4 separate regions of the Homo sapiens genome follow, and all the other regions are linked to region 4. Evidence: chromatin contacts called from ENCODE Hi-C or POLR2A ChIA-PET data. All regions are on one chromosome and are shown on one strand. The core of a region is the stretch at or near the end of the contact, and the rest is flanking DNA. Distances in the headings are between cores, read along the strand shown.

The links. A loop is a pair of places that touch in the nucleus more often than their neighbours do. ChIA-PET counts read pairs that join two places held with the same protein, here RNA polymerase II (POLR2A). Pooled maps may share reads with other maps.
Region 1: a loop to region 4 is called in a pooled map, with 3 times the contacts of the local background. The contact joins the enhancer-like site here to the promoter of PPIA in region 4. A Hi-C loop is called at or near these places in 1 of 168 maps with a recorded cell type or tissue (ascending aorta) and 10 of 50 pooled maps. POLR2A ChIA-PET finds 5 or more read pairs at or near these places in 1 of 52 experiments (Caco-2).
Region 2: a loop to region 4 is called in a map of naive thymus-derived CD4-positive, alpha-beta T cell, with 24 times the contacts of the local background. The contact joins the promoter of POLD2 here to the promoter of PPIA in region 4. A Hi-C loop is called at or near these places in 2 of 168 maps with a recorded cell type or tissue (both naive thymus-derived CD4-positive, alpha-beta T cell), 1 of 37 single-sample maps with no recorded cell type and 11 of 50 pooled maps. POLR2A ChIA-PET finds 5 or more read pairs at or near these places in 2 of 52 experiments (OCI-LY7 and PC-9).
Region 3: a loop to region 4 is called in a map of CD4-positive, alpha-beta T cell, with 3 times the contacts of the local background. The contact joins the promoter of DBNL here to the promoter of PPIA in region 4. A Hi-C loop is called at or near these places in 1 of 168 maps with a recorded cell type or tissue (CD4-positive, alpha-beta T cell), 1 of 37 single-sample maps with no recorded cell type and 8 of 50 pooled maps. POLR2A ChIA-PET finds 5 or more read pairs at or near these places in 1 of 52 experiments (activated CD8-positive, alpha-beta T cell).

Annotation. Positions count from the first base shown.
Region 1 is chr7:44,239,078-44,242,645 of GRCh38, forward strand. CAMK2B (calcium/calmodulin dependent protein kinase II beta) reads right to left here. Exons shown (of 24, transcript NM_001220.5): 9 at 3,483-3,568; 10 at 3,141-3,263; 11 at 2,623-2,706; 12 at 1,630-1,672; 13 at 512-586. Among named protein-coding and RNA genes, the nearest start is that of YKT6, 40 kb to the left of the region's middle. RefSeq lists enhancers at 1,800-1,999, 2,160-2,229, 2,250-2,349. Within about 2 kb of position 2,319, at least 2 of the 41 ENCODE cell types and tissues checked have a DNase peak (open chromatin) inside an H3K27ac peak, as active enhancers do.
Region 2 is chr7:44,121,485-44,124,817 of GRCh38, forward strand. It overlaps POLD2 (DNA polymerase delta 2, accessory subunit), which reads right to left and starts at 2,064. Exons shown (of 11, transcript NM_006230.4): 1 at 2,027-2,064; 2 at 350-625. The coding sequence starts at 569. RefSeq lists a silencer at 1,750-2,459 and enhancers at 2,246-3,150, 2,670-2,729.
Region 3 is chr7:44,042,802-44,046,035 of GRCh38, forward strand. It overlaps DBNL (drebrin like), which reads left to right and starts at 1,901. Exons shown (of 13, transcript NM_001014436.3): 1 at 1,901-2,019. The coding sequence starts at 1,937. LINC00957 (long intergenic non-protein coding RNA 957) reads left to right here. Exons shown (of 3, transcript NR_072982.1): 3 at 1,452-1,495. RefSeq lists a silencer at 1,941-2,160 and an enhancer at 2,099-2,599.
Region 4 is chr7:44,795,339-44,798,659 of GRCh38, forward strand. PPIA (peptidylprolyl isomerase A) reads left to right here and starts at 1,343. Exons shown (of 5, transcript NM_021130.5): 1 at 1,343-1,455. The coding sequence starts at 1,387. LOC105375259 (a long non-coding RNA gene) reads right to left here and starts at 1,192. Exons shown (of 2, transcript XR_007060300.1): 1 at 730-1,192; 2 at 1-86. RefSeq lists silencers at 884-1,083, 1,174-1,443, 1,464-1,813.

The DNA of each region.
Region 1 (3,568 bases), core at 1,069-3,568, 560 kb before region 4:
CCAGAGCGGCTTGTCCTGGGGGGATGCTCAGGGCAGACATGCATGTGTAGGACTCAGCAGCACAGACCACCGTCTCCATGCGGCCCCAGAGGGGCAGGGTGTGTGTCTGCCCCAAGGGCCTCTGCCTCTCTGGCTCTGCTCCTCAAGGCTCTCCTTTCAGGATTCAGACCCCCCAGCAGCAGGCCCAGTGGCTCCCTGTGGGCCCAGGCCATTCTTAATGGGGGTCTCCGGACCCCCAGACCTCGGGGGCCAGGACCAGAAGGGCTTGGTGTAGCCCAGGGGCCACCTAGCCCAGCCCCTCCTCTTACAGGCGAGGAGCCTTGGGGGCTGCCTCCCTGCCCTTGTGGTGGGCTCTGCTGGGATGTGACCACACGGGAGCAGGGGCTCCCGGGGGCCTGGCGGCCTCTGGGGCGGCTCTGGAGCCCGGCCAGCGGCTGCGTGCAGCAGGGGGCTGCATGCTGGCAGGAGGGACGGGCGGGAGCGGGCGGGACGCTGGTCGAGACACATCTACCTTGTTCCACCAGCCCCATGGTGGTGCCGGAGGCCGCGGTGGACATTGTGGCCGGAGCGGTGGTCTGTCTGCCCACTGTTAGCACCGGGTTAGAGACGAGGGGAAGGGAGGGGTGGGCGGACACAGACGAGGGGTGGGCGAGGTAAGGGAAGAAAAGAGACAAAGGAAGCAGAAGAAGATTAGAGTTAAAGTTTAGGTGACAGATGGTTCCAGAATCCTTTGCTCAAGAGAGTGAAAACAAGATTGGACTGATTGACACGGAAAAGCATTTGCCTCCTTTCTCCTTAGAAAACCCCAGTGGGGGCTTCTCATGCCCAAAGGGTGTGGTGAGCACACAGCAGACAGGACAGTCCTATTAGTGTTGGTGTGACCGTGTGCACGCGTTCCCGGCATTACAGCATCACAGCAAAAGTAACAGGATGGCGGGTGGGGGGCACCAGATGCAAACGGACAACGAGAGAGACGGATCACAGACGCTCGCACACGGAGTGTCGGACGACGGAGAAGCCACAGGTACAGCTTGTCCAGACCTGGGCTGCCGGCTCCACTCCGGGGCTAACATCATGCCCGATGGGTCTGCCAGCGCCCTGGGCCTCAGGGGTCTATAACAGACCCCACCCCCCTGCCAAGAGAACTTGCTTCCCAACCACCCACCCTGAGCAGCCGGGACAGGAGGCTGCAGCTCATCCAGAACTTGGAAGGAGGCCCCCGAGCCTCCCGCATCACCCCGCATCCCTTCTGCCCACCTCCCGCACAAAACACAATGTTCAGAGCACTCAAAATGACAAGGAGGCCACATAGATGCCCGACAAACGCCTGGACAGACACACACGATGCTGTGAGCCCCAGTGGGGCAGCACAGACGCTCGTGTTCAGGGGGTGGAGGGACACAGACCCAGCACGAAGGTGATGGCCTCGGGGGGCTGGACCCTGTGGTATCACCCAAGGTGGGAGCCCAGCGGGGCCAGGTGGGCAGTGGGTCTCAGAGCTGAGGGCAGACGCCGAGGGCAGGCCTGCCGCAGAGGAGGAGTGGAGAGGCTGGTGAGGAAGGAGGCGCTCTCCTGCGTGGGCCAGCAGGGAGGGGGCAGCGCCTGTCTCCCTGGAGAAGAAAGGCTCACCTGAGAAATTCCGTGTGGCCAGCATGGTGGTGAGGATGGCTCCCTGGGGAGAGACACAGATAAAACCGGGGCTATCCCATCAGTGTTCCCTGCTGGCTTCTGGCCAGGATAAGACCCCTGTCCTCCTGCCCAGATGCTCAGCCTCATTGTCATGAGGCTGACATGACCTCAGCCTTCCAGAGAGGCAAGAGCTCCAGGAAGCCAGCAGCCGCACTGAGACAGATCACCTATTTCCAGAACTACACACACCCTGGGCCTAAACCTGTTGACCAACTACAGCTTCTAGCTGCTTCAAGACCCCTCAAGCCTCAGGGGTCACCAGAACAGCTGGTCACCACGGCAGCTCCTCTGGGGTCCAGCTCCCTGACAGCCCCTTCTTTTCCTGACAGGCTCAGACAGGGCAACAGTCCTGGGGCTTCCGGGGAGAACTGCTCAGAGACCAGCAGAGGGCAGTCAGGCAACAAGTCCCCATCCCGGAACCCACAAGTAGAGGGACTGCCAGTGTGCGGTCACCGGAGCCAGCCCTGACCAAAGCAGGCAGGTTGGATACCCTACTGGGACCCACCTCCCTCCCAGAACTCCCCCAGCCCACCCAAGACCAGTGTGTGTGGCTCTGCTCTCCTTACCAAACCTGTCTGAGCCGGAAGCTTCGGACTTGCTTGTACTAAACAGTGTGACTGCCAGAGGGTGAGTGCTGCCTGCAGAGCCCGGGTGAGGAGCCCACAGCGAGCGCTTCAGGACAGCTCCTCCAAGGGCTGCTAGGAGGTGGCACAGACAACTAGGAGGAGCCACACCTGGCCCAGGGCCCCTCTGGACTCATTCCCAAGCTGGCCTGAGTTCACCTGATGCATCCAGTCTGGGACTTGCTAACAGTCAGTCTTGGGGGCAGCAGTAACCCCTAGGTCTGCCCAGACCCCCCAAGGCCCCCCTGCTCCAGCCCAGAGGGACACAGAGAAGCATGGCCGTGCCTGGGACTAGGGGCCAGGGCCTCACCTTGAGCTTTCTCCTGGCATTGAACTTTTTCAGACACTCCACAGTCTCCTGTCTGTGCATCATGGATGCTACCGTGGAGCGTTGCTGTGGGGAAATGGGTGGTCATATGGCAGCCGAGCCCGAGGCACAGGGGAGAGGCCAGGGTGGCAAGGCTTGTGGCACCCTGGGGTCCCCACTTGCCAAGAGCCACCGGCCACCATTGCGGCAAGGGTTGTCTGTCCCCACCCGCCTGGGACTTCAAGACTCGTCTCTCCCTTGCCTCGTCCACTCTGCCCCTCACAGACAGGACTGCAGTTGGGAGGAAGGGATCACCTCTACCCTCTAATGCCTTCCAAGCCCCAGGCCTCACAAACGTGCTGGTATGTCCCAAGCCAGAGGCCACAAGGAGCACCCAGGGGACCCAAGGGAGCTCTTGGATGTCAGGAACAGGACCCTCTTGGGGTCCTTGCCAGGGGAGTGGTCTGAGGCCATCTCCACCAGGAGCCCCCTCCCCACCATGGGCACCAAGGGCGACTCACGCAGACCCACGGGTGCTTCAGGGCCTCATGGGCTGTGATGCGCTTGGCAGGGTTGATGGTCAGCATCTGGTTGATGAGGTTTTTGGCTTCAGGAGTGACGGTGTCCCACTCAGGGGACGGGAACTGCAGAAGGAAACAGCGCCCCGGCCGGGCCTGAAGCTCCCTCTCAGGCAGGGGCAAGAATTCTCCAAGGGGCTTCATCTCCAGCCACGAATCTGGGAGAGCAGGACCCAGGACCTGGCCACAGGTGGCTTCACCCCACTCCTAGCCTCTTCCCACGCTGCCCTCACCCGGCCACACCTGGAGGAAGGGAGCTCATCAGAGAGGGGCTGGTGCACTCACGTCATAGGCACCAGCCTTGATCTGCTGGTACAGCTTGTGCTGGTCCTCGTCCCAGAAGGGTGGGTAGCCCACGAGCAGGATGTACA
Region 2 (3,333 bases), core at 814-3,313, 670 kb before region 4:
CAGGCTTGCCACACTGAGGGGCTCTCTGGCTACAGCACAGGCAAATACCTGAATAATCTGCACTGAAGATAGGAAAACCATTTTCCTCTGCCAGTGAAGTAATCGCCATCACCGCCAGAACTAAGTCCTCATCTCCAACCAGCCTCTGAACTAAAACTAACTCCAAACCCACAAATTACTTAATTTAATCCTTGTTACTATCTTAAGAAGAAACTGAGGGAAAAAGAGGTTAATTTTCCCAAGGTAACAGGAAGTGGGATCAATTAGATAAACTGTTCCCATTCTCTTGCAGAACACTTCTAAGTTCAGGGATGCTGTGGGGGAAGCACCTTCCCAAACTCTCACTTACCCCAGTGCTGCTGGGCCCGGTTCTCCAGGAAGGGTCTCATTTGGATGAGGCGGGTGGCATAAATGTGGGCATACTGCCGGCTAAAGCTGCGCTCTCCTAGCCGGAAGGGTTGTGAGGAGTTGGTGTAGGTTGCCACTGGCACCCGGGCAAAGGTGGCATTGTTGGCTGATGGTGGGGACAGTAGAGTGTGGGCCCTCTGGGCAGCCTGCTCAGAAAACATGGCCACACTCCTGACTTGCTTGGTCCACACAGCTTCGCCCAGGCCAAGGAGGTTCACTGCGAAAACACAAAGGCATTCCTGCTGCCCCTGTCCATCCCCCAAAGCAGCAGCTCTCCTGGTGTCTCACTGCACCCAAAGGATACTGGGAAAAGAAGGAGAACAGCTGTAGTTGACACCAGACATTGTGTCCACTTGGAAATTTATCGTGCCTGGATACCGATGTCTCACCCTGTAGCGGTCATCCAAAAAGAGAAAAGGAAAGCTAGGAGTGTTTGTCCCATCTGGAGTTCTTCCCGAACCCTAGACTCAGGTGTCCTGTTCCATCTGGACAACTACCAGGGTCTCAATCAAGTTCAGTTTGCCCCAAATGGAATTCCCGATCTGCCTCCATCCAGCTCTCCGGCACCTGTCTCATTTCCAGACAAGAGGTCTGCCTTATTAAATAAAACTTCTGTGAAATAATAAGCCTATTATTAAATAATAATAGAACTAAACCAAAACCAAAACATAAATCAGTCACTGCTCTGTTCAAAACTCTCCAAAGTGTCCTCATTTCATTGAATAAGGCCCCAAGTCCTTACAACTGCCTATGAGATCTGCTCCACTGGTCCTCTCCCCTCCTGGTTCCCACTCCTCCACCTTGGATCCCTCCCCACAGCAAGGGGCCTCTGAACTCTTGCTTGCCCCTCTCCCGTATACTTATAGAGCTCACTTGCCCATCTCCTTCAAGTTCTTACATCTTTACTCAAATGTTACCTTGTGCCCTGCCCATCTGATTTACAACTGCAACTCTCCCCAGTACTTCAACTGTTATTGTTGTTTACAACATTTACCTTCTAACAAACTGTATATTTTAAATGTATTGTCTGCCTGCTCCAACTAGACCATAAGCTCCAGGAGAGCTGAGATTTTTGTGTCTTATGCCACTAGCCACCTAGGGCTACGAAGTACAGGAGATGTGGTGAGTCCAACTGTGATGTTTGGGTTGGACACACAATGGATTTCTAAGAATAGTACAAAGAATATCCCAATAATTTTTTCACATACAATTGAAATAATAGTTTGAATATATTTATGGATTTACTCCAATTGATTTGTTTCGTTTTACTTTTTTCGTACACCTACTAGAAAGTTAAAAAATTCCCTAGCGGCTTGCAATCTATCTCCACGGGACAGCACTGGCCTGGGACACAGGCTCCGCACACGTGTCTAACGAGTGACTCGTTAGGAGCTTTTGGCTCGAACGTGCTTGATGGCGGCAGCAGCCAGGCCGCGCTACTCGGGATGGGGCCGAGAGCGCCCTGGGGGCTGTCCCAGTCACGGCGGGTGCCCCGGCTCGGATCCACGCGGCAGCTGCGGGACGTCCGCCAAGACACCAGCCCACCGACCCAGGAGCCCGGCCTCGCGGCCTGGAACTGCCACCCCCAGCTGACCCCGTTTCCCTGGACCCCACTCACCGCGCGGCGCGCCGCATCCCGCCAATCCCCGCGCGCCTGCCCCGCCCATCGCCGCAACTCGCTAATCCCCGCGCGGCTTCCCCGCCCATCGCCTAATCTCACCAATCGCTGCCCTCCTCGCCCCGTCCGTCACCAGGCGCCTCATCCCGCCGACCACTGTGCGCCCAGTCCCTGGGACGCCCAGAGAACGCGGAGCCACACCCTCGGTTTCCTGGGCAACGCGGGGCGGGGGCTCGCAGGCCGGCGCCGCGGGTCTTTGGTTGGCGGCCGCGCGTGCAGGGGTTGGGCTGACGGGGGGTGTCGGCCTCCAGTGGGCTGACCGCGTCACCCCGTCAGGCCCTGCCCAAACCTCCCAGTGGTCGTCACCCCGCCAGACCTCCCAGTGGTCGGCCGCCAGCCTCCTTGGTGAAGCCCCCAGCGTCCCAGCTTTCCCCGCAGAGCTGCCCACTTGTAGCGATGGCGACACGCGAGGAGGATCCCAACAGAAAGAAGGCCCAAGGCCCACTAACTTGGCCGGGGAGAAGTAACTCTTCCTGAAGGGATGGCGCGGGGTCTCGGGGTTCCTCCCGTCCTGCCAGCGTCTGCGTCCGGGAAACGCATTGGCGGTTTCGGGGTCCTCCCTAGCTTGCCCACAGCTGCACACCAGCTTCCAGCCCAACACTCCCCAATCTCCAGTGTCCTCGTTGTCCCCGTTACTCATACTCGTTCTTACCACCACGTCTTTCTGAGTGCTGTCTCCCACTTTGGGAATACTTTTTTTTTTTTTTTTCCATCTCCACTAATTTATAGAATTCCTCACCCCATCAAGAGACGCTTCCCCACTAAGCTTCCCGGGCTCTTCCCGCCGCGCGCTGATTCTCCCAGGCGTCCTCTAGCGCTACTGTTCTGCTACTTCCCTGGGCCTGTTTCCTAAGTCCAGGTCTTGTCTCCACAACGAGTGGATATTAACACTCGTTAATTATTACTTAATATTTTAATTTTTGTTTTTGTTTGTTTGTTTGAGGCAGCGTCTTGCTCTGTGGCCCAGGCTGGAGTGCAGTGGTGCGATCTCGGCTCACTGCAGCCTCGAACTCCCAGGCTCCAGTGATTCTCCCGCCTCAGCCTCCCGAGTAGCTGGGACAACAGGCGCGCAGCACCACGCCTGGCTACTTTAAGTTTGTGTGTGTGTGTGTGTGTGTGCGTGTGTGTGTAGAGACAGGGTCTCCCAATGGTGCCCAGGCTAGTGTGGAACTCCTGGGCTCAAGTGATCCTCCCACCTCAGCCTCCCAAAGTGCTGGGATTACAGGCATGAGCCACCACGCCCAGCC
Region 3 (3,234 bases), core at 651-3,150, 750 kb before region 4:
AGTTCCTGTCCAGATCCTGTGATAAGGGCTTACCCAGGACATACATGGTATAACTTTTCTGAAATCTTAGATTGAATTCCAAAGCACATCTGGACTTAAGGGATTGTGGATATATACATATATATACTATATGTATATATATACACATATGCATATATATACATATGTGTATATATATACATGTGCATATATACATATACATATGCATATATAATATATGTATACATATACATATGCATATATATACATATGCATATATACATATACATATGCATATATACATATGCACATATACATATACATATGCACATATATACATATGCATATATACATATGCATATATACATATATGTATACCTATACCTATGCATATATATACATATATGTATACCTATACCTATGCATATATATACATATATGTATACCTATACCTATGCATATATATACATATATGTATACCTATACCTATGCATATATATACATATATATGTATACCTATACCTATGCATATATATACATATATGTATACCTATACCTATGCATATATATACATATATGTATACCTATATCTATGCATATATATACATATATGTATACCTATACCTATGCATATATACATATATGTATACCTATACATATGCATATATATACATATATGTATACATATATACACACATAGTATATATACATATACACTATGTGTGTGTGTATATATATACACATATATATACTATGTGTGTGTATATATGTATATATATACTATACTTTTTTTGAGACAGAGTCCCGCCCTGTAGCCCAGGCTGGAGTGCAGTGGCGCTATGTCGGCTCAGTGCAAGCTCTGCCTCCCTGGTTCACGCCATTCTCCTGCCTCAGCCTCCCGAGTAGCTGGGACTACAGGCGCACGCCGCCACGCCTGGCTAATTTTTTGTTTTAGTAGAGACGGGGTTTCATCGTATTAGCCAGGATGGTGTCGATCTCGTGACCCCTTGATTCGTCCACCTCGGCCTCCCAAAGTGCTGGGATTACAGGCGTGAGCCACCGTGCCCGGCAGGATTTATATTTTAAGGAGGCAGGGGAGTTATTCTCCATGGGAGGAAATAAGCCGTGAGCTGCCTTGCGCTTTGGCATGTTTCTCTATCATACAGATAAGAAGCTAGTTCAGTCAAGTGTATGCAGATTTGTGGATGGAAAAACTGGTGCTCCCAGGAGGAGGGGAGCAGATTGAGGAATTACTGACACCTTCTAGGGGCGACCAGCCAGATGTGCAGGTGAAGCACAAGACAGGTTCTCTTCATGCCTCCACTATCCTGGCCTCGACCAAACTGCAGAGGGAAAAACTCAGGTGAGAGTGAGAAAGCACAGTCACTTTCAGTTAGGTTTGTAGCGGTGTGATCGTCACTTAGCACTCATTTATTCGTGTATTCATACATTTATGCATGTTTCTTTCACAGATCAAACTGTTGAGGGTCCACAAACAGGCTGAAGACCTCGTCTGGAGGGAGACTGCAGTGAACCCAAGATCGTTCAAATAAGCGCATCGACATAACAAGATTTAGAAAAGAATAAGCACGGTGCTGTGAGAGCAGCTAGCGGGGGCTGGACTGGGTCCCTGCGGCCAGGCTTCCAAGTCGAGCTGCCGTTTGGGTGGGACCAGAAGACGGGCTAGTCTGCGCCCCAGGATCCCTCCCTGAGGACAAACAGAAGGCCGGGTCCTCCCTTCTCCCGCTTGTCCTTCGGCATTCGCGGGACCTGCATGCTAGACCAGCTGGCCGGACAGCTCGCTAGGACCCGCGGGTGCGGCTGGCCCCTACCATTTCCGCTTCCTGCCGTGGGGCGGGGTTTCCGGTTGTCGGAGGCGAGGCTTGTCGGCTGTCAAAGGGGCGGCCCGGCCCGGCCCGGAAGCTACAGCAGCGGCGCGGAGACTGCGGGGCGGGCCATGGCGGCGAACCTGAGCCGGAACGGGCCAGCGCTGCAAGAGGCCTACGTGCGGGTGGTCACCGAGAAGTCCCCGACCGACTGGTGGGCGGCGAGACGGGCCAGGGTCGGGCCAGGGGCTGCCTCAGGGGTGGGTCTGTCTGGGGCGAGCGGGGGACTCGGGGGGAGCGGGAGCGCGAGCGCGGAGCGGTGCCCAGGCAGGTGGCCTGGGGCTTACCTGTCTGCCCCTCCACACCGCAGCAGGAGTGCTGTCTCACCCTCGTGACCCCTTGCCCCGCCGATCGTGGACAGGTTAAACCCGGCTTGGGGGGACCCAGTGAGTCCCCGCCCCTCCCCCTGTCGCTCGCCACCCACTGTGGGCTTCGCGGGCTTCCATGTTGGATCCTCGGCCTGGTCGTGCTTGCTAGCTTCGCCAGGTTCTTCTTTCCAGTCCTGGGACTTCCCTGGAGAAGGGGTTCCTGCACAGCCCTCTCTGAGAAGGCGGAAGCCACGCCCGGTTTTTTTGCAAACGCTGTGTTCGGGGATGGGCATTTGAGAGCGGCCTGGCAGCCGGGCTGTGAATGTGAGCCCTGCCCTGGGGGCTTCAGACGAGGAGCTCAGGGATCTGGGTTCTTGGCTGTCTGTGAACGTGGACTTCAGAACTTTCGTTTCTCCAAAAAGTGTACTCTTTCTTGTGCCTGAGCCATGGGAAGATGTACGAAAGTAGGATGCTCGCTATCTATTTGGGAAAAGGTCCCATTTTCCCTCTACCACCCAAGATATCCTCACTTTCCTCTTTGCTTAAATTGTTTTTACTGACCAGTTTTGAGAAATCCCAGTTCTGAGAAATATGCTGAGTATGGTGGGCTAAGGTGACCAACTTTGGGGAATAGAAACTGGGCCTTGGAGTCTGAGTCGTGGTGGGGCCACACTGTGGTCAGCACTGAGGCCCTCCCAACTGTCTTCCCCTTGTGTGGGGGCCATCTCCACTTGTGTAAGTGCTTTCTCATCTCCTCTGCTCTCCGTAGTGCCCAGCACAGAGCGGCTTTTATGCAGTGTACTATTGTGACCCTGAGGATGTTATGGCTTTGCTTTTTCCTCAGCCCTGGGCCATTAGGGGAAGAGCTTTAGAACACCAGTTGCTTGGTTCTATGGGGTCTCTGTAGACTCTCCTGTCAGGTCTGAGTGCCCTGGATGGCACTTATGCCAAACAGCACATCTTCTGTTTTGGAGGCATCTAAAGAAGGATATCTCGTCATTTCCTTGGTGGGGTTTTCTGCCTGCTTTATAATCCCTCAGATTTACCCACGTCAGTCAGTG
Region 4 (3,321 bases), core at 93-2,592:
TGGTCTTGAACTCCTGACCTCAGGTGATCCTCCCGCCTCGGCCTCCCAAAGTGCTGGAATTACAGGCGTGATCCACCGCACCCGGCCTATTTTTTGAGAGAGGGTCACACTCTGTCGTCCCGGCTGGAATGCAGTGATGCGATCACCGCCCACTACAGCCTCGACCTCCGGGCTCAAGCAATCCTCCCCGCCCAGCCTCCTGAGTAGCGAGCGCCTCGACGCCCAGCTAATTTTTATTTTTATTTATTTTTTTGTAGAGACGGCGTCTCTCTAAGATGCCCAGGCTGGTGGCCGGTGTCGAACTCCTAAGATGAAGCGATCCTCCCCGGCCTTGGCCTCCGCGCCTCCTAAAGCGCCAGGTATGAGCCACCGCGCCTGGCCTACAAGTGCATTTTAATTAAAGTATTATTAATGTCTTTGCCTGAAGAAATTCGCTTTTAAATTGTGACTTATCTTTCACCCAAAAATCAAAGCACAATTCAGCCCCGAGGCGGGGGCGGTAGGAGCTGGGCGGGGCGGGGGCAGGGAAAGACCAGGAGCAGAGATTCAAAAAGAGTAAGAGGGCAAAATGTGCATAATGCATCTTCACAGGTAAGAGCCTGGCCAGGCTCCTGTTTTAATGGCTTCCTCCTGAAGAAGATTCAAGCAGAGTGTAAGATATTTTCGGAAAGTAGAGCATTTTGAAAGCATTTCATAATCTCTCAAAACCGGAGACTGCTCCTGTCCCACCTCGTTAGAGAAAACAGCGATGCTCAAAGGCAACCTCCTTCCTGACATTGCCTGGTAGGACGCGACGTGGTGTTTGCCCGCGCGGAATGCGGACGCAAGGCTGCTCCTAGGTCTCGGGGACGCGCCATCCCCATTTCCGCTCGCGGAGGCGTAGGGTCCGGGCGCGGGACCCCAGTCGACCTTGACTGGCGGCGCGACCTTGAGGCCTGCGTTCGCCTCAGTTGCCCCCTCTGTGCAATGGGGAGACGCGCCTCATCGCTTGACAACGGCCGAAGAGCCGCCGCGCTTCCGTCTCCCGCGTGCGCGCGCCATGCTGCCCACCCCCGTTCCGCACTGACCCTCCCCCGTGCCCCGCGTCCCGTACTGCCGCCCCGCCCCGAGTCCCATGCCGCAGCCACCGCGACGGAGCCCGCAGGCGGGAACCTGCCTCCGCGCGTTAGCGCGCACGCGCGCCTCATGTGTCGTCCCCATCAGCGCCGGCTTCCGTCTATAGGCCAGATGCACTGTCACTCTGGCGAAGTCGCAGACCCGATTGGCCGGGACGGAGGCGCGAGACCGGGTTGCGGGCGGGGCCGAACGTGGTATAAAAGGGGCGGGAGGCCAGGCTCGTGCCGTTTTGCAGACGCCACCGCCGAGGAAAACCGTGTACTATTAGCCATGGTCAACCCCACCGTGTTCTTCGACATTGCCGTCGACGGCGAGCCCTTGGGCCGCGTCTCCTTTGAGGTCGGGCGGGCGGCGGCGTGCGGGAATGGGGCCCAGAAAGTGGGCCGGGGTCGGGGTGGGTGGTAGCGCCCCAAAGGCCCGGGCGCGGGGCGACCCTGCTTGAGGGGCGAGCGCGGGCGGGCTGCGGCGCCATTTCCTGACGAGGGGCCATTTTGGGAGGTCCGCGAGTCGCGGGGAGGAGGCCGGGACGGCGGCGGACAAAGGCAGGCGGGGCGGCTGCGAGGCCGTTGGGGGAGGGGGCCCGCGTCCGCCCGCCCGCCTCATGTGGCCGCGCCCTGTCCTGTCCGACGCACGTGCTCGGCGGCCGCGCTCAGGTCCGCGCCTTGAGAGTCGTTGGGCTCCGCCCTAGCTTGGCCTGGGCGCCGCAGACCGGAGCCAGAAGCACGCTCGCGGGGGCTTGCGACCGCCTTCCTGGGAAGCTGTCCCCTGGCAGGCATGGGTGCTTTACATCCTGAGCTGGGAAGCTGTTTGCTTGAGGGTTTTTCTCAAGGATCGAGGCGCGGTGTGAGCCCGTCCATGCTCGGTCCTGTAGATCCCGGGAGGCCATGTTATAAAAGGAGACTTGCTGGGATGTGACGGGTTGCCACTTGAAATATCTTCCATTTGGATAAAGTAGGAATATTTATACATGTGCCCCAAACGTCCCTCCGTGTCCCCCACCCCCAAGCGGAAATGTGAAAATGGGCCTTGCCTTTGCTGGTGCCCAAGGACCGCCTTCCACTGCAGTGACGGCGCTGGCGGGGGAGGCGCTCTTGAGCCCCTCCCGATTGTCCCTCTGCCTAGCAAGCAAGTTGCGACTGGCCACAAGGCAGGCCTCTTCCGACCAAGGTGGATTACCAGTGATTACCTAATTAGTTTTGAGAGCGTTAAATGAGTTCTTAAAGATCAGTTGTAATTATAGCATAGTATCTAAACTTGGCGCGTGTCTTCAAAGTTAAATATTGAGTACGATTCCGTTCCAGTTAACATGGATAGACCTTAGGGAGTAGCGAAATAGGATGTTAGTGGTTTTATTCCTTTAAATCACATCTCAAAAGGCCACCAATGGCTAGTTTGGGATCTTATTCCGAAAATAGATTGATCCTCATGCAGTCTTCGTGAGGACAGAGCGATTTCCTTGTTGCCTACCCTGTCCATAGTGCCTGGCACATAGGCACTGAAACACTGCATGTTAATCCACACCCCACCCCACCTATGAGTGTAGTCAAAGCTGGTAAGTGACAAGGGCTTTCGTGGAAACTTGGCCTGACCTAATGTTGGGCATCAGGTTACCCAAAGAGCTTCAGGGAAATGAGAAAGGACTTGCAGGTCTTGATGAGAATGGAGGGGTAACTGCCAATGAGGGCTTTGGCTTTAGCGAAAGTCTGAAAGGGAAGCCATAGGAACTTAAACGTACCGACTATAAAGCTCTGAGAAAAGCTGATGTTTTAGAAAGACCATACATTCTAGGTACAAATACCTAAAAACTAAAAAATAAGTACGTTGGCCAGGCGGGCGGATCACGAAGTCAGGAGATTGAGACCGTCCTGGCCAACATGGTGAAACCCCACCTCTATTAAAAATACAAAAATTAGCTGGGCGTGGTGGCGCTTGCCTGTAATCTCAGCTACTCTAGAGGCTGAGGCAGGAGAATCGCTTGAACCCCGGAGGCGGAGGCTGCAGTGAGCCGAGATCGTGCCACTGCACTCCAGCCTGGTGACAGTGAGACTCTTGTCTCAAAAAAAAAAAAGTACATTGCTATAAGAGAAGTGCACACGGATACTAGTAGTTAATTCAGTCACATCTGTGAAATAGCTTATAAAATGCTACTTTTAAACAAGCTGTTTTTATGAAAGGGCTTGTAAATGTTTATGGTATTTAAGCTAC